3 separate regions of the Mus musculus genome follow, and regions 1 and 3 are each linked to region 2. A link is a loop called in an ENCODE intact Hi-C map of the cell type or tissue named here. Cell type or tissue: heart. All regions are shown on one strand.

Evidence for each region. A loop is a pair of places that touch in the nucleus more often than their neighbours do. Peaks named below come from ENCODE experiments on the same cell type or tissue, not always from the same donor. Only the 100,000 strongest peaks of a DNase experiment are listed, where the experiment ranks them.
Region 1: a loop joins it to region 2, with 3 times the contacts of the local background. A loop is called at or near these places in 5 of 42 quality-filtered maps.
Region 3: it touches region 2 in a loop (4-fold over the local background); 25 of 42 quality-filtered maps call a loop at or near these places.

The regions. Positions count from the first base shown.
Region 1 is chr2:122,239,225-122,247,224 of GRCm38, reverse strand. It overlaps Sord (sorbitol dehydrogenase), which reads right to left. Exons shown (of 9, transcript NM_146126.4): 2 at 710-743. Among named protein-coding and RNA genes, the nearest start is that of Sord, 8.4 kb to the right of the region's middle. In heart, a CTCF peak has its summit at 3,175 (motif pointing right); a DNase peak (open chromatin) is centred at 3,194; H3K27ac peaks cover 400 bases.
Region 2 is chr2:122,374,448-122,382,447 of GRCm38, reverse strand. Gm39918 (predicted gene, 39918) reads right to left here and starts at 7,615. Exons shown (of 3, transcript NR_166177.2): 1 at 7,543-7,615. n-THgtg4 (a tRNA gene) reads left to right here and starts at 6,883; the gene lies at 6,883-6,954. It overlaps n-THgtg3 (a tRNA gene), which reads left to right and starts at 5,014; the gene lies at 5,014-5,085. It overlaps n-THgtg5 (a tRNA gene), which reads right to left and starts at 4,480; the gene lies at 4,409-4,480. In heart, CTCF peaks have their summits at 1,259 (motif pointing left) and 3,716; DNase peaks (open chromatin) are centred at 917, 1,537, 4,937, 6,827 and 4 weaker places; H3K4me3 peaks cover 4,594 bases; H3K27ac peaks cover 2,954 bases.
Region 3 is chr2:122,463,933-122,471,932 of GRCm38, reverse strand. It overlaps the pseudogene Bambi-ps1. Among named protein-coding and RNA genes, the nearest start is that of Slc28a2b, 17 kb to the left of the region's middle. In heart, CTCF peaks have their summits at 3,801 and 4,000 (motif pointing right); a DNase peak (open chromatin) is centred at 4,092; H3K4me3 peaks cover 1,347 bases; H3K27ac peaks cover 1,038 bases.

The DNA.
Region 1 (8,000 bases), 140 kb after region 2:
TAAATTTGCATTGCTTGCTAAACACTGATAGAAACAGCTGTTTTTTTCTCTTATCACTGCAAGTCAACAACGCAGCTGACCTTTGAGGAGCAAAGCCCAGGAGTTACCAAGAAAGCTGCCTTCAAGCTGACGTTCGCCCAGAGTCTGTGTTTCTGGGCTGAAGTGTGGTACAGGGATGAGAACATCCCAGGTCACCAAGGAGAAGACAGGGACCCGAGGGACCAAAGACTCTGTGCATTGCCCCTAGCCTCACTCTGGGATTCTATAGATTATGAACAGGATTACAGGAAGAGACAGAGCTTCCTGCAGCTCCTCCCACCCCTACTAGACAGGTAGATAGTTGTGGTCTAGCCCTCTTGGGTGTGCTAACACAATGTTCCTCTACTAACTAAGAGATTTAGTTCTGTAGATTTTTAGAACGAGAATTATGATTTGGCATCTAATCTGGTAGACACAGTGCTGGGTTGTTAGGTTGGTTCTGCCTTTGGTCCATATGATTCATACGTCAGAAGCCCAGGGCAACTTGGCAGTCTGGTATCTTAGCTTTTCTCCTCCTATCTGTGATTCTTTTACTTCAAACAGTAGACAAATAAACAGCTGTGACCAATGGACAGATGTAAGCACACTCAGCAGTAGGGAGAGGGGCAGGGACCAATGCATACGCCCCCAAGGCCAACACCAGCAGATACAATGTCATGTCAGGACCTACCATTTGGGCCGAGCTCAGGTATTGGGTAGTTCTCCTGAAATAAATAAAACAGAGAAAGTTGTTTAGTCTGCATAATAACTTATCCTTACATTTTTTTCACTTATAAAATATTCTCCTGGAGGTTCATTGAATTATTTCTCAGAACAGAAGTTCATACCATACCCTACAACCTGTGAGCTCTGAAGGGGCAGCGCATCAGGCAGGCTAGAGACCCTGGCCTGCTTGCCACCAACCTGCTCAAAACAGAGCCATTAGCCCAGATAATGTCATGCCCGATACATTCCAAACACAATAGAGAACACAGCTGAAGTTAGTGACCTGCCACAGAATGGAACAAGGTTGTGAAGCTGGGTTCCCTCCCTGGAAAACTGCCAGCCGCCCCACAATCGTTTTCAACTATCAGATTCTGACGGAAGCCGCTCTAGTTACTCAACGCACCACCACCTCTCTGGTGCTACTTGCCCAGGACTGAGAAAAAAGTGTGCTAGATGTATCCCTGGCAGAGCTGCTGTCTGAGCTGCTCTGGGTCTCTAGACTTGCCTTCCGCTTCTCCTAGAAATCATGCTCTCAGATACAGATGTTTGTTATGATGTACTCCTGCGGGAAAGAAGGGAGTAGCAAGCTGGGGCTTCCAAGGGCTCTGTTAGACTGGTAGGAGGTTATCTACACTGCCAGTCTGTTCTTTTACTTCAGCTCAGGTGTATACCCAGTCCTCCCTTCTAAAACATCCATGGGGAGTTTAGGAGCTCATTGGGAACACAAGGGCCCTGCAGTTTAGTGCAGAAAGCAACCGGAGGTATTCTGGTGTTCACAGATAGTATTAGAATAGAATTTGTTTACTAACCTTTTCTCTGTGGTTAACTGGCCAGGGTTAAGTCAGGGTTGACAAGGAGGAAGGACAACTGAGTGAGCAGACCCAAGTGTTTACTGATTCTTTGTGGGCAGACAGGAATCAGGGAGAAGGCAACACAAATTGTTTACCATGGCTACTGTAGGCCAGATCAAACTTCCAACTCTGCCTTACACAGCCCAGAGCTTACAGATGAGAAAGAAACCTGAGGCTAGGGTGGTAGGAAACTTGGTCAAGATCCTGCCACCAGACAGAGAGGATTAACCAGGGCTCAGCCCAGCTGTACCTGACATCTATACCAGTTTCCACTGTACCTGGTGCAGTCCTGAGGAAATGACCTTTCTTCTGTCAATCATGTAAGGCGATTGCTAGGTGGACCCCATACAGAGTGCCCTGATGGGTCTCTGATTAAAGCTTTCCTGGCCAGTGAGATGGTTTGGCAGGTTAAGGGGGGCTTTGGGACAAGCCTGATTACCTGAGTTTGATGCCTGGAACCCACATGCTAGAAGATGAGAGCCAACTCACAAGTTGTCCTCCACATACCATGTTTCTTCTCTCTCTCTCTCTCTCTCTCTCTCTCTCTCTCTCTCTCTCTCTCTCTCTCAGATACACACACACACACACACACACACACACACACACACACACACACACAGAGTGAATAAATATGTTTTAAAAAGAAAGCCCGTGCCCCAGGCCTGGCTCAAGCCACTTGCTCTAGGCAGCCTCACAGCATCAATGCATACTGACAGCAGCTAGGCTAAACCCGCCTCAACACTATCATGCTCAACAGCAGATCCAGTGCCTGGCTGCAAACCAAGCCTGCAGCCTTCCCCAAAGGCGTCCACGTAAGGTCTAAACGCTTTCACTTCAGACCAGCAGACTCTCTTGTGGGGAAAAGTTCAGGGCTAATTAAACTTCTCCAGAGGGGAAAACCCAGTTCACGTGCTAATGCTGAGAGGCACAGAGCTATGGCGTCCATTGGGTTATCCCATGCTAGGTGCTCTACCGGCACCATCACTTCAGCTTCCGAGGCTCCACAGCCTAAGAATGAAGAATTGAGATAGTTACAACCTGCCCTGCAGCTGCAGGGGCTAAGCAGAGGATGACCACTACTGGAGACCAGGAAGGAGGCACCGACTTGGGTGAGGGGGAAAAAAACATTCAAAGTAATTGAGGCACTTTTCATTTTGCTTTGGGGGAGTGGTTAGGTTTTTTTGCTTGTTTGTTTGTTTGTTTTTGTTTTTGTTTTTTCCTTCACAGTAATTTAAAGAAGGAAAAAAAATCCATTTTTAAAGAAATCACCACCTTAGAACCGCTATCACCAAATCTTTCTCAAAGAAGTCTCAGGTCCCATGTTTGATATTAACTAACACCCTAGATTGTTATGTAAACTTATGTTTCTGTTATAGCAGATACAATTTTAACTTCAACTAAGGTGCAATCTAATGAACCAGTTTTGTTTCTAACTTGGAACCTCACCCACCCTCCGTACTAATGGTCTCAGCAGACAAACCCCAGGCACTTATGTCTCCACATTCTTCCTATCTCTGCTTCCAGCCAGGGCAAGCTGCCCTTGCCGAATCACACACAAAGGTGCAGTGACTCTTCTGGACACCAGAGGGTGCTATGCTGATAGTCTGTTTACTGTTGCGTGGCAGAGGACATTGAACACTTCATTCTTTCCACCATTTCCCTCCCCTCTCTCCCCACACTCTCTCTAGAGGTGACCTTTAAGCTGTCCCTCCTCCCAAATGCTGGTGATACAGCTGAGTGCCACGACACCAAATTTTTGTGGTGCTGGAGAAAGAGCCCAAGGCTTTGTGTATACAAGGCAAGCAACAGAGCTAGAGTCCTCAACAACCTCTCCCTACCTCTTGGTGACTTCACTCAACTGTGGCTCAGTTCTGCCTCCCTCTCTCTGCAGGGGGCATGCCACTGGGCACAAGACCTTATTAAGATCAACCCTTGGTAACTGGAGAGCCAGCTCAGCAGTTGAAACTGCTTGATGATCTTGCACAGGACCAGAGTTCAGGTTCTGGCATCCATGTTAGGCTGTTTACAAATGCCTATAGCTCCAGCTCCAAAGGATCCAACACTTTCTGGCCACTGCAGGGACACATATGCACACACATACACACAAATATGAACTGCCCTGTTTATACCTAAAAAAAAAAAAGTTCTCACAGCTGGTAAGCATATACCTATAGCCCCAGTTTTAAGGAAGCTGAGGCAGAAAGATCTAGTATCTTAAGATAGCTTGAAGTAGACAGCAATATTGTCTCAAAACAAATAAGCCTTAACCTTGTAAATACTAAGAACCAGTGTGGGTCCCCAGCCCCGGCTTTACCAGGCTACCACAGACCACTGAACACCAAAAGGTGGTGGTGGTTGGCCGCCCTGTTTACCTAATCTCCTTTTCCATCTCAGATTTCCTACATGCTTTCCTAAGCTTTCCTCATCTCCTCATCTCTCAGGGTTCTGAGGGCTGTGCTCAGGGGTAGAATGGATGCCTAAAAATGGTGAGAACAGGCAGGCAGACCAATGTACCCATGCATGCATGGATGCACCCATGCATATCTCTCTCTCTCTCTCTCTCTCTCTCTCTCTCTCTCTCTCTCTCTCTCTCTCTCTCTCATACACACACACACACACACACAGAGTTACTTAGTTCCTCTGAGAGCCTATCCCTTCACTTTATTTTCGGTGATTGTCATTTCAGGTACATTCAAGGTTTCCTAAGCAGGATTTCTTGTGAATGATTCACAGAAGTGCAAAGAGGAGCTCTAAGTCTTCTTTAGTTACAGCAGCATCCTACAACCTTTTTTGAGTCAGAAACATCTGAATCACATCTAAAGCCACCCTTCTCTCTTCAGCACACTCACTCTCAGTAGCCTCAGACAATCTCCAGGAAGATGCCCCTGGTCGGATCACCTCAGCTGTCTCTGCCATCCAAATAGTGTGTGTGTGTGTGTGTGTGTGTGTGTGTGTGCATATATATGTGCATGTATATGTATGTGTATATGTGTATTTACATATATGCATGTGTATTTACGTATATGTATGTATGTATATATATGTATGTGTGTCTCTGTGTGGTTTGAATGTCTCTTCATCAGCTCCCTTTAGTATACTTGAGTTCACACCCTCAACCTATTTTGCCTAGAGCAGTGGTTCTCAACCTTCCTAATGCTGCGACCCTTTAATACAGTTCCTCGTGTTGTGGTGACCCCTGATTATACAATTACTTTCATTGTTAGTTCATAACTAATTTTTCTAGTTATGAATCATAATGTAAATATCTGACATGCAGGGTATCTGATATGTAACCTCTGTGAAAGGGTTAAAAACCGCTGTTTGAGAACCTCTGGTCTAGGCGGGAGTATTGTCCCTCCTCCAACCGGCCTGGGTGAGCTGAGAGAAGTCAGGCTCTGGAATAGCCTGCCCATGTACAAAACTGGCTCTCCTCAACGTGCTGTGTACCTAGGGCATGTTATATAACCTCTTGGATTTCCTCTTTTGTATCATGAGGATAATCATGAAAGAGAATGCCGACTCACAGTAAACATGTTTGCTCTTATTACAAAAGAAATAGCTCAAAGTTCTGTTCCAGTAACAGTTTAACCAGCTCTGGACAGCCTTGTCCTTCGGAAAAGGGCAAAGTACTTCAAAGTGTTGTAGGGGAATATTAGACTCCCCTTTTTTTCAATGGTAAATTTGAAAGAAATTTGTCCTTTAAAAGGATGGGACTTGGAAGTCCTCAAGTAGGCCTCTAGCAATGATTTAGGCTTGTTTCATATACCATAGAGATGGAGCTACCCCCATACCTTAAAGGGACAGGCAGGGAAGGTAATGTGGCCTGTGCCCAGATTCTTTTTTTTTTTTTTTGGTTTTTCGAGACAGGGTTTCTCTGTGTAGCCCTGGCTGTCCTGGAACTCACTTTGTAGACCAGGCTGGCCTCGAACTCAGAAATCCGCCAGCCTCTGCCTCCCAAGTGCTGGGATTAAAGGCGTGCGCCACCACTGCCTGGCGTGCCCAGATTCTTAGCAGATGTCTTTGCCACTTGCTCCCACCTGTCAGCCTGCCTGTGACCCGTTAAGGTGGCGTAGACACCATTGTTACTCTCTTCCTGCTTTATCTTTCCCTAACTCCCATGTATCTGTCTTGAATTCTCAGAGTGGGAGGAAAAGCCAAAGGTTTTCCAATTAAGCAAGAGACTTTGCTCTAGCCTTTGGTCCTGGCATATGAGGCGGTCAAAATAAAGGATTGAAGTTCTCCCAAGCCCATTCACCTGGTCCTCTGCCCAGGCTCTCCTTGTTCTATCCAGCCTCTATCCTGCTGAAATTCGAATGTTTATATTCCTCAGTAGCCCTGAAAAATCCTGTTCATCTCACATGGAGACCCCATTCCCCAATCTCACCTCCAGCCACACCAAACACTTCCCACTTATTCATCCTCACAAAGGCCCCTCCTCCCGCTTCCTCCCCAAGATCTCACAAGAGAAGGGAAGCGAAACACCCTAACTCCTAAGGAGACTTAAGTGTGACTGTGTTAGGATTGAAGAGTCTGCAAACACCCAGATGGGTCTATCCAGCAGTCTAGATTGCTGTTTTTATTTGTTTGTTTGTTTGTTTGTTTTTGAGACAAGGTCTCTTTGTATAACCCTGACTGGAACTAGGCTGGCCTCAGACTGCCAGAGATGTGCCTGTTTCTGCCTGCCTCCCACTTGCTGGGGTTAAAGGTCAGTGGCAGTCCCTGGCTTTCAGCAGGCTTTTGCAGCCTAGGCCCTAGGCAGCTCAGGCATTCCTTTCTTTAGAAGCCTTCCCTGGGGTAACATGGGGAACTGGGACCAGAATGCATTTGCACCTTCTAGCCAAAATATCACCATCTATACAGGACAGAGAACTACTTAATTCTCATCAGTAATATAAATGTTGTTCTTCCTATTAAAAATTAAAGAACAAGGGCTGGTGAGATGGCTCAGCGGTTAAGAGCGCCGACTGCTCTTCCAAAGGTCCTGAATTCAAATCCCAGCAACCACATGGTGGCTCACAACCATCCATAATGAAATCTAATGCCCTCTTCTGGAGTGTCTGAAGACAGCTACAGTGTACTTACATATAATTAATAAATAAATAAATAAATAAATAAATAAATAAATAAATAAATAAATATTTTTAAAAACACAAGATCAAAACATATGCTAATTTATTAGATAATACTTATTTATAGTATTTATAGTAAGCAAGAATATGCCTGTTAGTAGCAATGGAGAAGGCTTGTGCACATTTTTATATAAGTATTTGTGCTCTTTTATATTGGGCTGATAACTCTCTGCAAACCTTAACCAAGTTTCCTATGGTTAGAAATGATATATATATATATACATACACACACATATACACATATACATACATATATAGTTTGGAGAAAACCTCTACATTCAATGTCATTATATATATACATATGTACATATTCTTCCTCCTTAATATGTCATAGGATATTTGAAAAGGAATTTCCCCTAATCTATGAGCCCCTTTCTTCTCAGAATAGGGTTATTTTCTCAGAACATTAAAACCTTATCAGACTGGTACTTCCTTCTACTTTGATGGGAAGCAGCTCTGTGCCTCAGGACCTTTCCAGACAAAGGCAATACTTTCTTAAGCATTTGATAGAGAAGCCGGGTTGCTGTTTTGAATCTGAAGTGGCTTATCATTGTTTTGGGTTTTGTTTGCTGTAGAAACATAATTTAGATAGAAAGAAAGGAAGTATTTCTTTGGACGGTTCCTTGTTTTCTAAATGAGTTTGGTATTCTATTTTTCCTCTGAAGTGCCTCTGACAGGTAAGACTTCATTCAATGCTTTTTCTTTCTTTTTAATAATGAGGATTGAACTTAGGGCCTTGCCCATGGTAACCCTATCTCTAAATTACATCTCTAGACTTTTCTTACTATTGAGAGAAGGACTCACTAAACTCCCCAGGCTGGTCTCACACTGTAGCCCAGAGTAGCTCTGAAGGCCTTGACCTTTCAGCCTTCCTGCCTTGGCTTTGTGCATAGCTGGGGCATAGGCTTAGACTGAGCCCAGACATACTAAATTATGGACTAAGCTGTACCCTTTCCCTCTTCAAGTTTTCCCCCTGGTTGAATCCACCTTCTCACTGATGGCTATCAAGGTACCTGGCTCTGTCAGATGTTGATAACACCAGCCAGGAAAAGGGACAGGATGTCTGGGACCATTTGACCCAACAGGTGATCACGACAAGAACTTCCTTCTCGTCCAAAGCTTAACAGTGAAGTCGATGTGTTTTATTAGAGATGCGACTTGTTTTTTAAAAAACATCATCAAGGGCTGGTGAGATGGTTCAGCAGGTAAGAGCACTGACTACTCTTCCAAAGGTCCTGAGCTCAAATCCCAGCAACCACATGGTGGCTCACAACCA
Region 2 (8,000 bases):
AACCCTCAGCCCTCATTTCCTCCCACACATTTTCCGCTAGCCCTCTATGTTTCGACTGTGAGGTAGCAGACTTCCACAGCGCTTAGCTGCCCAGGCCCCAGCTCCCTGACCCTTTGTACCATCTACTTTCTGCCTCTCTCCTTTCATTTACCTATAATTTACCACCCTCCCCTAATGTGCCCCCCAAATGCCCCTTCCTGGCTTCCACTGTGCTCCAGGTTAAACACACAAAAGACTTGACGCTAGGATCCACAAATACGAGAGAGCATGTGACTTTGTCCTTTGGGACCTGAGTTCCCTTACTCTGTACAGGTTCTTGCAGTTGCTGCAAATTTCATTATTTTGTTTTTCTTCAGAGCTGACTAGTGCTCCCACTAGTATCAGTGGGATATGTATGTATCAGAGGCACCGTTTTCTCAACCATCCATCTGTGGACCGACATCTCAGTTGATTCCATTTCCTGGCTATTGCACCAAGCATGGATTTGCACACATCTGTGGTAGGATGTGAAACCCACTGGGTGTGCGCCCAGGAGTGGTGTCGCTGGGTCATGTGGCAGTCCAGGTTGTCGTCCTCTGAGACACTTCCAGGTGTCTGCTTTACAAAGTGGCTGCACTATCTACAAACCCCACAACAGTGTGTAGGAGCTCCCCTCGTGTCACACACACCAGCAATGGTTGTCATTAATGATCCTGAGAGCCGCCATTCTGACTGGAGAGACATGAAATCTTAATGTCGTTTTACCACATTGACCTTTTACTTACTCTATGACAGAAAGCTTCTTCCAATTGGTCACTTCTAGAATAATGTCTGGAAACCACTCCCTGCTATCTATCTTCCGGACTCAGGAAAAAGTTTCAGGTCTTGGGACAGGAGTCAAGTCCCACAGGAACTCCTCGAGCCCTCTTATGAGTGTGGAAAGATCTAGAAACAAGAGACCAGCTGACGCGGGCGTGTGTGCCCTTGACCTGAGCTTATGTCAGGTGACAAATGCAGCTGGAAAATCAACCACTCTGGACCAAATGCTTCGTCCGCAGCTTTGTAGTCCTCCATACTCAGTATTTTAAGAGCAAAATGAGTCTTGTTTGATGAATGATGGACGGAGGGGAAGAAGAAAAGGGAGTGGAGAGGAAGAACTTGAGTGTGGAACTTCTGGAGAAGCCAGAGGGATGCCTCAACTAGGTCAGATGTGTCTCCCAAATTAATTGACTCCCCTAGTTTCTGCTTCCCAAGTCAACCGCTTGGGATAGAGCGCCTCCTAGTGGAGTTAAAGGTCGCTGCTGGAAAAAAAAAAGTTAAGAGCTGATGGGAAACCTGGAGAAATCTAACCAAAATGGAGACTGCTGGAGCTGGGATGTCCGCTGAAGGAACTCTTAACACCGCCTGCTTCTTTACGGGCACTCCAACCTAGAAAAGGTGGTGTCTAGTGACAACATTTATAGCATAAAACACAAACAAAAGCGAACAAAACAAAACAGTTTTAAGGTGAGAGCAGGGAAGGAGGGTGTCGATTGGCCGCTGAGTGTGCCAACTGGGTCATGGTGACGTCATCCCAGGCCAGGCTCTCGGGGGCTCTGGCTCTCACCATTGCCAGCCCAGAAGCCTCATCAGCCCAGATAAGCAGAAGAAATGAATCCCACCAATCTTGCCCAGGAGTCTGAACAGAAAACAACACAGTAAGGTGTACAAGCCAAGCCAAGAACTCAGGGGCTTGTCAACAGCAATGGTCCCTCTTCCCTGAAGGCAAGTCTAATGGGCAGGCAAGTCACTAGATCAGCCTGATCTGACGCCCAGAAATCAGAGCAAGGAAAACAAGCAGAGTTCCTTAGTAGAGGCTAGGTTGTCCCATCTCCAGAGTGACAATATTCCTGTCCAGAAGGGCAGCTGTCAACCTGAGCATCCTCCTGCACTCCACCCCACCCAACCCCACTGCCAGACCCTGCAGCATCTGGGTCATGCTACATTTCCTTAGCTTCCTCTGCATTCTTGGCCGTAGATATGGGTGACCAGTGGGGTATCTCAGATACCAGGTGTTTCTGAGCTGTGTTTTCTTGACTGTTTTACTGTGTTCGTAGAGAGTTGACACAGCAACAGAACAGCCTAGTTCTGTCAACAGGATGAAAGCTCTCACGTGAATGGAGATCTAACAACTCCAGCTACCCAGAAGCTAAGACAGTTTGTCAATCATCTTGCCAAGGGACCACCCCTAGGAAGGCTCACCTTAAACCATGCTAAAGAGACAAATGGAACAATTATCTCTTTAACAAAATGCTATACTTTGGCTTCCCGGAATGTCTGTTCCTGGTACAGTTCCTACAAGCTGCTATGAGATCCTGCTGGGTCTGCCCACCTTAATGAGTCCTGGTTTTAAAAGCTGTAAATATTTCCTTTTGGTTCTTTCTTGGCTATTTCTCTGCTTCCAGAGCCTATATGTGCTTTTCCACTATAGTAACTGGGCTTCCTTACTCTTTCTCTGATGCACCCTTCCTTTCTGGCTTTACTTAAATGGCTTTTCCCTTTCACTCTTTCTCTCGACATTCTCCTCCTCTGGGCTGCTAGATTGACAAGTTGCCTGCCCGGAGGAACTTTCCTTTCCTTTCCTTTCCTTTCCTTTCCTTTCCTTTCCTTTCCTTTCCTTTCCTTTCCTTTCCTTTCCTTTCCTTTCCTTTCCTTTTCTTTTTTAACTCTATGAAATTGTCCACTTTGAATAAACCTTGGCTTTGCTTCACTTTCAAACTTTTCCTGCCTTTGACTTAATTAACACATAAAATGGACCGCTTGCTGCACCCTAAATAATATCAGAGTGACTGTTCCTTCCTCCTTCGTCATCCAAGCAAAAGAGCAACTGTCTTGACCAGGTCAGTTGTGCCTGGTTGGAAGCAGCCATCATGACTGAGCCAGTGGATGGTTGCTGTTGGTCACAGGACTCTCCCTAAGACCCCAGTCACTCTTCCTGGGCACCTGCATGCCATTCTGCTCTAATTTCATGTGACCTCGGGTCTCCAGAGACAGTTTACATGCTGGGGGAGGTTGACTGAAGGGGACTCCCTCTATGTGACTTCAGGAAGAAGTCATCTTGCTGGGTGAAGACTTTCTAATGTGGCCACTTTATGGTCACCTGTCAGTAACCCCTCACTCAGACTCTATAAATAAACCCAACAACCTTCTAGTTCCTGAGGGACCTCTGACAGAACTGTACTTTCTTTGTTACTGGGACCTTAGAGAGGGAGGTCGACCTGGTTTATGTCTCCCTCAGGAGGGAATGCTTGCATCTCTCCCAAGCCCTGGTGTGGGTGCAGCTCATGGGAACAGGGCTAGCAAGGCCAGCCCAGGAACAGCTGCCACAGTCCTGGTGACTAGTCTGCTGGGTTTGGTGATACTGCCTAGATACATGACTGTTCACACAAAGCCCAATGGGTTTTCACATTCACCTACTATATTTTGTTCAGCAACACTTGTAAGGCGCAAGCTGTCCTGTTATGTGGCTTTAAACTCACCAAATCTCCTAAAATGCCAGGAGACCCAGGGAAATTACAGCCTGCGAGGGTGGTTTTTGTTGTCTTTTGTTTGTTTAGGGACTTAGGGGGTGGGGCTGCAATGAAGTCTTGATTTTCTACACTGTTCAGTAAGCTGTTCTGATGGATTATGGGTGAAAGACATTACAACACCTATCTTTCCCAGGAATGTTTCCTGACTTGCTTTGCCATCCCAGAGCCCCTAGGAGGAGCTGGAGAACTTCATTCTTCTCTGGGTCCTTTCTTGACAACCACACAGCCACCATCAAGTAAGCATTCAAGAGCTAGGTGGAAAATTCACTTCCATTTGGCCTAATGCCGAATAATAGACCCGAATTTGTGGAGCTTGAGGGTTTTTTTTAAGAGCACACAAAACAACGTGATAATTTGCTTTAATGTGAGGTAGACTGGGAAGAGGAGAAAAACACCAGCACCCACGAGGCTATCTTAGCACGCCACAGTGACCACAAAAAACTAGTCCCTTCAGTGTGGTAGTATCTTTCATTTGTCATATGATCTGAACCAAAAAAGGTTCGGTTTGTTTTCCTACCTAACCCTAATTTTAATTCTAACCCCTAATTTTCGCATTGTTCCTATAATTCCTATGCCCTCCGTGATGAACTCTTAAGTCTTGTAAGGTTTTTAAAAGACTAAAATGTGATTAACCGTTGAATTAGGAAAATAGAAAGTACCACGCAGAGATATTAACAAAAGTAAGGTGACTAAACCAACAAGCTGTAAAGTCAGTCGCTCGTGACATAGTATAGTGTTTTTGAGAATTAACCACGCATTATAATGCCTTCATCATGAGCAACAGGGACATAGGAGAATTAGCCCGGGCATTACAACGCCTTCACTAAAAAGGCGCCCTTGCCGTACCATTGTTGCCACAATGCCGTGACTCGGATTCGAACCGAGGTTGCTGCGGCCACAACGCAGAGTACTAACCACTATACGATCACGGCGAGCTACCGGAACGCCACACTGTGCTGTGTAACCAGTGCGACTCTTGAGACAGGGACGATCCATCCCCTGCCATCCCTATGCTGATGTACTGGGGGGGCCCCAGCGAACCACAACGATTGACCACAGTCTTCTTGAGTTTCTATTTGGCTTGGAAACGCACCACAAAAAGACAGCCATGAAAATGCTTGGCAAGCCCAGCGTGGTGGCGCCTAGGAACCTAAAACTCGGGACGTTAGAGGCCAGCCTGTCCCGAATCAGACACAGACTCAAAATTAAAATTAAAAATTAAATAAAAAAAACAAGGAAAAAAAGAGGCCCAGTCGGCCGCTGTTACCACTGCTGCGAAGCGGAGGGCTTCTTTACGCTAGCGCACAGATCTAGCCAGGGAAACCAAAGCGCCTGCGCACACTCATAAGTCCCGCCGTTGATAGGCAGAAACAAATGCCAGCAACCCGATGACGTCAAAAGGGGCGGGGCATCCAACACAGAAGAGACCAAGGAAGGAGTCCTGACCTTAAGTTCCCGGTAGCTCGCCGTGATCGTATAGTGGTTAGTACTCTGCGTTGTGGCCGCAGCAACCTCGGTTCGAATCCGAGTCACGGCATTGTGGCAACAATGGCACGGCAAGGGAGCTGTATTTTATTCTTCTGTTCGATTTTAATACTTAGCTAACATTCTAGAAAATTAATCTCAAACTGCCTGTTGAGAATTAGGGTTTTATACCAGCGCGGGCTAAATTAAACTGCAGGCGCACAAAAGCTTCCAGTATGTTAGAGGGATGGTGTTTGCACCCGAAGTACAGAGAATTGCGTCAGCCAGAAAAATGCAATGTATATATCTAACTGTTTTCAATATATATTGTAAAAATACGTTGGTTTTTCTTAGTCTCCTATACATACTTTTTACAAATTTCCATCAAAGCAGTAACGTAGACGCCGAAGTGATTTAAAAAAAGAAGAAGAAGAAGAAGAAGAAGAAGAAGAAGAAGAAGAAGAAGAAGAAGAAGAAGAAGAAGAAGAAGAAGAAGAAGAAGAAAGAAGAAGAAGAAGAAGAAGAAGAAGAAGAAGAAGAAGAAGAAGAAGAAGAAGAAGAAGAAGAAGAAGAAGAAGGAAGAAGAAGAAGAAGAAGAAGAAGAAGAAGAAGAAGAAGAAGAAGAAGAAGAAGAAGAAGAAGAAGAAGAAGAAAAGAAGAAGAAGAAGAAGAAGAAGAAGAAGAAGAAGAAGAAGAAGAAGAAGAAGAAGAAGAAGAAGAAGAAGAAGAAGAAGAAGAAGCAGCAGCAGCTCCGCAGAGGGTGTGACATTTGAGATAGCTTTTACAAGGAGAATGGGAATCTGTCAAACAGCAATTTAATGTACAAAGGGTTGAACACAGTCATTAAAAGGCTCTGTCTGTCGTGATTCCTCTCCTAAGTGTTCTCCCTGGGTCATTTTTAGGACCTGCCCGCTCCCACAGCGCTCTAGGGCCTGGCTCGGCTGACAGCTAGAACCTCAAGAACCTGTTGAGTGAATGGGCGCCAGTCGCTGGGGGCGGGAAACGACACTGAAAGCCGCGTGAGGGAAAAGCAGGCGGATGTCCTGCAGTCTGGGACGTGAAATAGTGAAAGGATTTAGCTGGTGTTTTGCGAGATCTCTGGTGGCTCTGCAGAGGAGAGTAAAAAGTGGCCACTTTGAACTCACTTGTGAGAAACCACTGGCACCTTCTTGGTTTAGCAAATATCACTGCCTCTCTGTGGAAGCCGTCACAGGCTAGGCGCCGTGTGGGTGGGAGCGCTGATGGACAAGAAGAAAACCGGACCGAGTCCCAGTTGCCGCCCAATGGGGTCAGAAGTGGGCGCAAAGCCGAGCGGGAGCATCAAGGAGAGAGGATTTAGCCATCCTAAATGTGGGATAAGTGGGAGAGGCTGCAAGGAAGAGAGAAGTCATGGGGGCGGAAAGCCGAAGCTGACCGGCATTCAATAGAGTTCTGTCCAAACTGCTAACTCAGTACCGAGGGCATCCGCCGCACTCTCAGCAAAGGTCCTCATCGGTCGCTGATATAGGGTGCGGGGTGGATCTGCAGCCAGGAGACCCACTGGGGAACGGCCCTGCAGGCAGGAGAACTCTGCAGAGTCCACTGGTAAGGGTCCAGGCCCCGGAGACCGGCTTCCCCAAGACAGTCACCTCGGGTCCCCGGATGCTCAGGAGGTCTCCGGCCACCTCCAACATCTCTCGCAAGCCCCAGATTACCGAACCAAAGTGAAGCCTAGTTAGCGGCGAGAATTCAATGCGCCTGCGCATCGCAGGCTCTGCTAGGTTGGAGTCCCGCCCAGCACACGGGTCATTTAGTGACGCAGGAAGTGGGAAGGCCTATGAGTATTGAAGAGCATATTCAGAAGAGCAATATTACAGGTCCCTGGTAGCTCGCCGTGATCGTATAGTGGTTAGTACTCTGCGTTGTGGCCGCAGCAACCTCGGTTCGAATCCGAGTCACGGCATTGTGGCAACAATGGCACGGCAAGGGGATCCAGTCTTTTTTTTTTTTTTTTTTTTTTTAATTTCCATGTTTTTTACAAGATTCACTGGTTTGGTTTGTTTTTTTTTTTTTTTTTCCCTCTTACTTTGAAAATTGAGCTACTCTAACGATCGCGCATCTAAGAATTCTTTAACGCTCTAACTACGGCTTCAGATCGAACAGTTTCTAATCCCTTCCTTCTGAAAAACCGTTATCTAAGCCATTCAACACGACCGAAAACAGCGTCCCTGTGCCCTTGTAGAGATTTCCCGCACCTCCGTTTTTAATTTTAAAAATCGGGTCGTTCGTTTGTAATTACAGACTGCGTGTGACCAAGTCTAACAGAAAGGTTTCTTCTCATTCTTCACGTCATCCACCAATTATTGCCATTTTCCAGTGCCATTATCTTGCCATGATAGTCCTAGTGCAACAAATACTTATGTATCCATACGTGTGAAGATATTCCTCCTCTTACATAACATACCGACACCTCCAACTCCCAAAAAATTATGATATGAGAACAGAATACGAGGCAGGTGACAGATTTATATAAGTGGGTAAAAGTACTCACACTGAGGGAATCTCCATCCATCTCGAGGCCTGTCTTCCTTGCATCTCTCGCCTCCCGTCCCTCCTGCCCATCTATTGCGAGTTGGGGACAGTTTAGTGTGGTAAAACAGAAGAAAGCGATGATCCATTAAGACCCAAATTTGGAGACTAGACGAGAAAATTGTCTTGACAGTCTACTTGACAGCCCTCCATTCTCATCTCTTATTGCCAAGAAAGATATAATTGAAGCAAAGCCACTAAAGTTAAAAAACAAAAACAAACAAACAAAAAAACACAAGTGCAATGCAGGCAGGACTCACTGAGTCCTTTTTATTGCGGGTTTTACTCTGGCTTTTGTTTTTATTGCTTTCATTGTTTTAGGCTTTTGGTTTTGTTTTTAAGATCTTTTAAAAATATTTATTTTGCTTTATTTGCATTAGAATTTTGCATATACATACATACATACATACATACATACAT
Region 3 (8,000 bases), 89 kb before region 2:
GCCTCCATTGGGATTCACTTTCAGGGACCTGCCAAAAACTTCAGAAAGCATCCCTATGTGCCAGTGATACCTCAAGTACCATCAGGTCTGCTAGTCATGCAGCACAATTGGCCTAGCAGCCTGCACAGCAACCTGGACCTGTGAAAAAACCTTCTCTTATTCCAAGAAACTATCCAAAACAAGTAGTCTTTTGAGACACTTGAAGTATATGCTGGAGTAACACAACCAACTTAAGAACAGACTGGCTCCAAATCCAAATAGAGCCAGTAGGCAGCATGCTTTTATTTCTAGGTGGTGGGAAGGGCCAAATGTAACAACTTACCATTCACCTTCTAAGGAATACCTCTCCCTGCCCCACACCCCTGGGCTCCAAGAAATTTCACTGATGTAAAAAATCCTTGCATTTTTTTCCATGTTCTTTCCCATCATCTGGTAGACATTTACTTTATCAAGAAGTCCAAAGTGAGGTCTACTCCCTGCTCTCTTGGTCCAATAGTTCTAATATCTTCAATAAAATGGACCACTGTGAGCACTGTGGAAAATACTAGTGATCAAGATTATTGCAAACTAAGGACATTAGTAGCCTAGAGATTTAGTGAACCCTGTCTTAGGGTTTCTATTCCTGCACAAACAAGTTGACCAGGAAGCAAATTGGGGAAGAAAGGATTTATTCAGTTTATACTTCCACACTGCTGTTCATCACCAAAGAAAGGCAGGACTGGAACTCAAGCAGGTCAGGACTCAGGAGCTGATGCAGAAGCCATGAGGGATGTTACTGGCTTGCTTTTCCTGGCTTGCTCAGCCTGCTCTCTTATAGAACCAAGACTACCAGCCCAGAAATGGTACCACCCACAAGGCCTCCCACCTTGATCAATAATTGAGAAAATGCCCCACAGCTGGATCTCGTGGAGGCACTTCCCCAACTGAAGCTCCTTTCTCCATGATAACTCCAGCCTGTGTCAAGTTGACGCTCAAAACCAGCCACTACAAACCCTTGAAGTAAAAAAGTACCAAGAAAAAAAAAAGCACTTGCTAGGTCAATGTTTTCATACCCAGTGCCAGGATTATGCTTTTCTACTGAGAAAAAGAAGCCACATCTGGTACAGCAGTGGCAATTAAAGGCCATGCTTAATTAAGTTTGTGGTAAACAGCGGTCTTCCTCTATGTTGTCTGTGTCTTTTGCACAGGCCTGTAGGAGATGTGATGGGAACCATTACCTTGCATCTTCTGAGTCCTCAAATGGTGGCACAAACTTTCTTCTCCCTGATCAGTTGAGATGGGAAGTTGGGTCAGATGCATATGACTATGAATCATAAAATTAACTTTGGGGCTATGAACCAAGGACTGCCCATTGGACTTAGATTACACAAACCTTCTCCCCATCAAACTGGAAAACATAGTAACCACTACTTGGAAATAAAACTCACTAAAGGGCTGGGCGTGGTGGCGCACGCCTTTAATCCCAGCACTCGGGAGGCAGAGGCAGGCGGATTTCTGAGTTCGAGGCCAGCCTGGTCTACAAAGTGAGTTCCAGGACAGCCAGGGCTACACAGAGAAACCCTGTCTCAAAAAACCAAAAAAAAAAAAAAAAAAAAAAAAAGCCTCACTAAAAGATGTGTATGTGTCTGGTTCCCACAAAAGCCACCGGTGTCAGATCCCTCTGGAACTGGAATTATAAATGGTTGTGAGCAGTGATGTGGGATCTGGGAACAGAACTTAGGTCATTTGGAAGACAGGCAGTACTCTTGACCACTGAACAGTCTTCCCAGCGCCCTTCTTCCTGCTTCCTTATATCTGGGATGCCACTAGAAGGGGATGTCAACATTAAAAATGTGTCTTCCCTCTTCAAATAATCCAGACAAGAAAATTCCTCACAGGTGTGCCTAGCTTCTTGCCTTTAAAAAAAAATGTTGATTCCATATCCAATCAAGTTGACACCCAATATTAACCGTTAGAAACCTGCCCCTTGTCAAATTGATACCCACTCACCTGTCTTTATGTCATGCTTAATTCCCAAATGAGAACAATAGCAAAGTCATAATTCTGCCTAGCATGATATAACTGTCTCACATAAAACCATAAGCACATTATTTCTTTTCTTCCATAATATGTGGCAAAGTTGCTTAGGGAACATTTAGTGTCTTGGTGTCACATACCCTGAATATGATACAATACATTTACAACACTTAATGTCTGATATACTAAATGTAAAACAGGGGTCTAGAGAGATGGCTCAGTGACTAAGAGTACTTTCTGCTCTTGAAGATCAGAATCCAGTCCTTAGCATCCACATCAATGTGCTTACACTCACCTGTAACCCCAGCTCCAGTGGATCTGAAATCCTCCCCCTCACCACACATGGGCATACTCACACAGACATACCCACATAGGGAGTGGAAACTTTTGGGGTTTTGTAAAGTCAGTTATGTCCAAGGATGTTTTTCTGAAGTAGACACAGGTGAAAGGATGTTTTGCTAAGGCAGACACATGAATGTTTTTGCTAAGGCAGACACAGGTGAAAGGATGTTTTGCTAAAGCAAATACATGAAAAGACAAGTGATAAAAGATTTTTCACTAAGGACACACTTGTATTCGTTTGCCTTACGTTGTGTCGCTGAGTTCCATTTGTGGTAATGCATAGGAAAAAACTTGCCAAAGAACTTCTCATGAGGTTCTGGAGGCTTCTTGCCACTTCTGAGGACTTGGACTGATTGGTAGAGTGATGTCAGCTGATACAGACTCACTTAGGGTTTTACTAAGACAGACTCGTGTGGTGAAGCACGACCCATGGGAAGACACTTGATATTTTGAGAGAGTATATATAGGATTCAATAGACAGTGATGGTGGGCTCGCATAGCTAGCTTTGCAACACTTCTTGGTCTTGGGTCTTTGTCTTTGCTGATCTTCACTTTGTTGAGTGCTAAGAACTTTTCCTGTTGTCCCTGCCGGTCCTAATTGCTTCTCCTGACTCGTGCCTATTCAGTGGAGTCCTGTTTATAGTAGGCTGTGTCACTGCTGCCGATTTGCGTTTACTAACCCAGCACCACTGAACTAGACTACCAGTATATTTGTAAAGGATTTTGCAAGTGGATCAAGCTGCCACTTCTGATTCCTGCAAACTAAACTGCTGATTTCCTGACAAAGCACATTAGATTTGCTCCAAAGAACGATTTCTAAACAGGTACACTTCCCCTATATACTAATAACATTTCTTCTCTACTACCTAAGATGGAGGTGGGCTACAGAGGAGGTTAAAACATTTAAAAACCATTATTAAATTAGGCTTTTAAATTTTTAAGCCAACATATAAATATAAATTTTAAAATAAAGACATTTCTTTACGTGATAAATACAGGTGGGCGGGAAAATGTTTCAGTGGAAAAGGCATTTGCCAGCATACAGATGACCTGAGTTCAAACAGTAGGAAGCACATGGAAGTCTTTCAGGTTGTTCTCTGTCCTTAAAATGTGCTCTGTGCTGCATGTACACACACACACACACACACACACAGAGAGAGAGAGAGAGAGAGAGAGAGAGAGAGAGAGAGAGAGAGAGAGAGAGAGAGAGAGAGAGAGAGAGAGAGAGAGAGAGAGAGAGAAGAGGAGTTCAATGTGATAAAATCTAAACATAAAAAATGTTGAGGGGGGACTTTTGAGATTGCATTGAAAATGTAAACGAGGAAAATACCTAATTAAAAAAAATGTTGAGGATACTGGTCGCAAGGCAGCTGGCTCAGGTTGGATGAGCCCTAGGGAGCCAGCAGAGAGCCAGCAGCCCCTTCTTGGCTATGTGCACCCTACTTCTCATCGGCCACGCGCGCGGGCAGACCCCAAGCCCATTGGTCCGTCGTGGTGGTGGTGGTGGTGGTGGGGTTTCAGGTGGGACAAAAGCGAAGCCACGTGCTGGAGGCCGCTGACCAGAGACTGAGCAGTGAGGGTCACACAACTCTGGGCTGGGCTCTGCGGCGCATCTGCGGCTGCTCGCGCAGGCGTCCGCTAGGGGGAGTCGACAGTGCCCAACCCAGGTAGGAGCCAGCGGGAGCGGGTCAGCGGGTCGGTCTCAGCCCGCGTCTGGCCCCGCCCCCTGCTGCTGGGCCCCAGGGCTAGAGGCGTCGGCCAATCGGAGAGTGGAGGTGGGGCATAGAGCCGGGCCCTGGCGCTATTTACCCCTCTCGGCTCCAATTCCCCTCTCCTGTTCCTGTCTTTTGCACTGGCTGGCAGAGCAAGAGGACGACGGCCGGGGAGCGCGCGCGAGGGACCCGGAATGGGTCCTCGGTAGTCTTAGTTCCGCTCAATGCTCAGGCCCTCGCCCCGACAATGACAGCGCCCGGGCTCAAGTGCGGCGCGCCCGGAGGTCATAGTGAAGCCGCGCCTGGCTCCAGGATCGAAGGGAGCGCGAGACATCAATGGACATCACTCCAGATCCTTCTTCATCTGGCTGCAGCTGGAGCTCTGCACCAAGGCTGTGCTGCTCACCACAGGAGAGATCAGATGCTACTATGATGATGCTCGCTGTGTGGCAACAGGTTATATGTGTAAGTCTGAGCTTAGTGCTTGCTTCTCCAGACATCTCGATCCTCAGGACACCAATTCCCCACTCATCCACAGCTGTCTGGACTTACATGCAAGCACAGCACAGACATCTGCGAAGACAAGCAGGCCCTAAACCACTCTGGCCCTGCCATGCCCACTTTGGAATGCTGTCACGAAAACATGTGCAATTCCCGAGGACTGCATGAAGTCCTCTCTCCTCCCAAGAGCGAAGCCTCAGGACAAGGAAACCAGTATCAGCATGACAGCAGCAGAAAACTCATCACTAGGATGCAGGAGCTGACTTCCTTCAAAGAACTGTGGTTTGGCGCAGCTGTGATCGCTGGCGGACTGATCTTGTGCTGCTGCCTTACTGTTTTGTTGGCCTTGCGAGTGCTTCAAAGTAAGAACAAGAGACTGCAGGATCGGTGGCAGCAGATGCTGTCCTGTTTGCACTACAGCTTTCACCGCGGTGGCTTTCCTAGATCTGAGATACAAAGCTTAAATTTGAAGAGATCACCAGTGTAATCAACTAGAGAAAGTACCCAAGGAGGAACAACAATATGAAATAACCAGTACCCCCCAGAACTGTGTCTCTAGTTGCATATGTAGCAGAGGATGGCCTAGTTGGCTATCAATGAGAGGAGAGGCCCTTGGTCCTGCGAAGATCATATGCCCCAGTACAGGGGAATGCCAGGGCCAAGAAGCATTAGTGGATGGGTTGGGGAGCAGGAGGGGGGGATGGTAGAGGGGACTTTCGGGATAGCATTTGAAATGTAAATGAAGAAAATATCTAATAAAAAAAGAAATGAAAATTGGCAATTGGATGTGTTTCATTTTATAGAGTTTGGTAAACTGTAATATGTTTATCATACTATAGACACATATTCAGTATTTTAATGAGCAACTGCTTTGTGTTCTGAAAAGACTGATTCTGCCATTATAATTTATTAACATCTATAGCAATTATGGAGATATCTATACAAATCATGACTGACAATGCGATAGCATATGTCTCTGGAAAAATGGAACAACTTTTGCATATTATAATATAAAGCTAACTATGGGTGTACCTCAGTTTTTTACAGGACAAGCAGTTATAGAGAGATCCAATTGTACTTTAAAAGAGATTCTTAACAAACAGAAATGGGTAACAAAGATTCCCAGAGTACATACAGATAGATTACACAGTGCATTATTGACTTTAAATGTCTTGATGCTAATGAACAAAAAACAACAGCTGCTAAGAAACATTGTACTATGGAAAAGCCTGCTGAGCTTAATCGGCCTGTATATACTAAGAATGTCATTATATCTGAATACAGGGAAGGAAATTATTAGCTAGGGGAAAGGCTTTATATATGTTTCTACAGAAAAAAAAAAACCTGTGGATTTGATCCAAATTGATAAAAATCTGATATGACAGGGAGAGACTCCTGAAGATCTTGACTATAGACAGGAAGAAAGAAATTAACAAGATCAACAAGGCAGATAATATGTACCTTGTTGCTTCTACATCTCTGAGACTGGCTGAGACTTAAAAATCTATATTTAGCTATAGTGGTTTGAATGTGCTTGGCCCAGGGAGTGTCACTATTTGGAGGTGTGGCCCTGTTGGAGAAGGTGTGGCCTTTTTGGAGAAAGTGTGTCACTGTGGGCATAGGATTTAAAACCCTCCTCCTAGCTGACTAGAAGCCAGTCTTCTCCTAGCAACCTTCAGATGAAGAAGTAGAACTCTCAGCTCCTCCTGTGCCATGCCTGCCTGGATGCTGCCATGCTCCCTCCTTGATGATAATGGACTGAACCTCTGAACTTGTAAGCCAGCCACAATTAAATATTGTGTTTATAAGAGTTGCTTTGCTCATGATGTCTGTTCACAGCAGTAAAAACCCTAAGACAATAGCTAATAAATATTATTGGCTACAAAGTCCTCCTAACATATTATTACATGCCATCCTTTCACATGGTTTGGATGGAGATTTATATTATAGTTCACTTATACAATCCAAACTAACTTAAGGAAGTCAGATGTCTTTTACTTGCTCAAACAAAGAACAAAGAATCACCTTTAACTGGTCTGTGCACACTAGACATTCAATACATATGTTAATGGAAAAACATATATTACTTGTGAGAGTTGATGTGTTTTCAGAGCAAAAGAACCAATTTTTTCTGGGGCCCCAAAAAGGAAAAACTATATCCAAAATCAATAGGAAGCAGTCTTAAAAGAATGACAGCCCATTTCACAAAAGGTGGGGTAGATGGTTTTATGTTCATTCAATGGGTTATGGATGGTTATTGTTATTTACGGGGGTTGGCTGCAAGTTATCCAATGGTCTTGATTAAGGAGAAAACAAGGTATAGAAAATTAGACTCAGGGACTTCTCTGTTTCCTTTTCTTTTCTCTATCACTTCTTTCTTATGGAGGGAAAAAAGGGTTGAAGAGAAAGAAAGGAAGAGATAGGAATAATATAGAAATAATAGGGGAAAGAGGTAGATTATTGAATCTACTCTTTTTTTTGTTTTGTTTTGTTTTGTTTTGTTTTTTGGTTTGGTTTTTTTGTGTGTGTGTTTTGGTTTTTTTTTTTTTTTTTTTTTTTTTTTTTTTTTTTTTTTTTTTTTTTTTTTTTTTGGTTTTTTTGAGACAGGGTTTCTCTGTGTAGCCCTGGCTGTCCTGGAACTCACTTTGTAGACCAAGCTGGCTTCGAACTCAGAAATCTGCCTGCCTCTGCCTCTGCCTCCCGAGTGCTGGGATTAAAGGCGTGTGCCACCATGTCCAGCTGAAGCATTTTTTAATGAGCATAGAGACCTGAGATTTTGGCTGAAATCCTATTTCTTCTTGTCAGGAGCTGCTGTTCCCTCAAGAGAGGTAAACATGTCTACGGAGCTGAGTACTTCATAAACACAAGGCAAAGATTAGCTTTCCATGGCAACATGACTCAGATTTGAATTCCTCATTGAATGAAGGATATTTCCTTCATTTTGTCCATTTTTTGTCCATGTTTGTCCATGGTGGACAGCATTTTGTCAGTGGTTGAATCAAGGAACAATTTTGCCTCCTGGCAGCCTGCCCGATTTGAAGCAAACATAAGGAGTCTCTGATGTTCATCATCTTCTCTGAGGTAGAAGTGGAGGTGATGTATGGAGGTGACATGTCTCATACCCAAAAATCCTTAAAATAATAAAACATCCTTTAATGACATCTTCCGTAGGTCTCTGAGGGTTTTGAACACCACCTATTCATCCATAGACTATCTGACATGAATAGGCAAACTTAACTTGTTTTAACTTGTTTTACATTTTGCTGTATTTTGTTTTGTTTCGTTCTCCAAACACGTGGGGAAAATTCTTACAGTCATGGCTAATCTGGCAATGACTGCCACAGAGGCCAACCTTGAGATAGAGACAAAAATTTACTCTTAAAAAAAAATTGGGCTGGTGAGATGGCTCAGTGGGTAAGAGCACCCGAC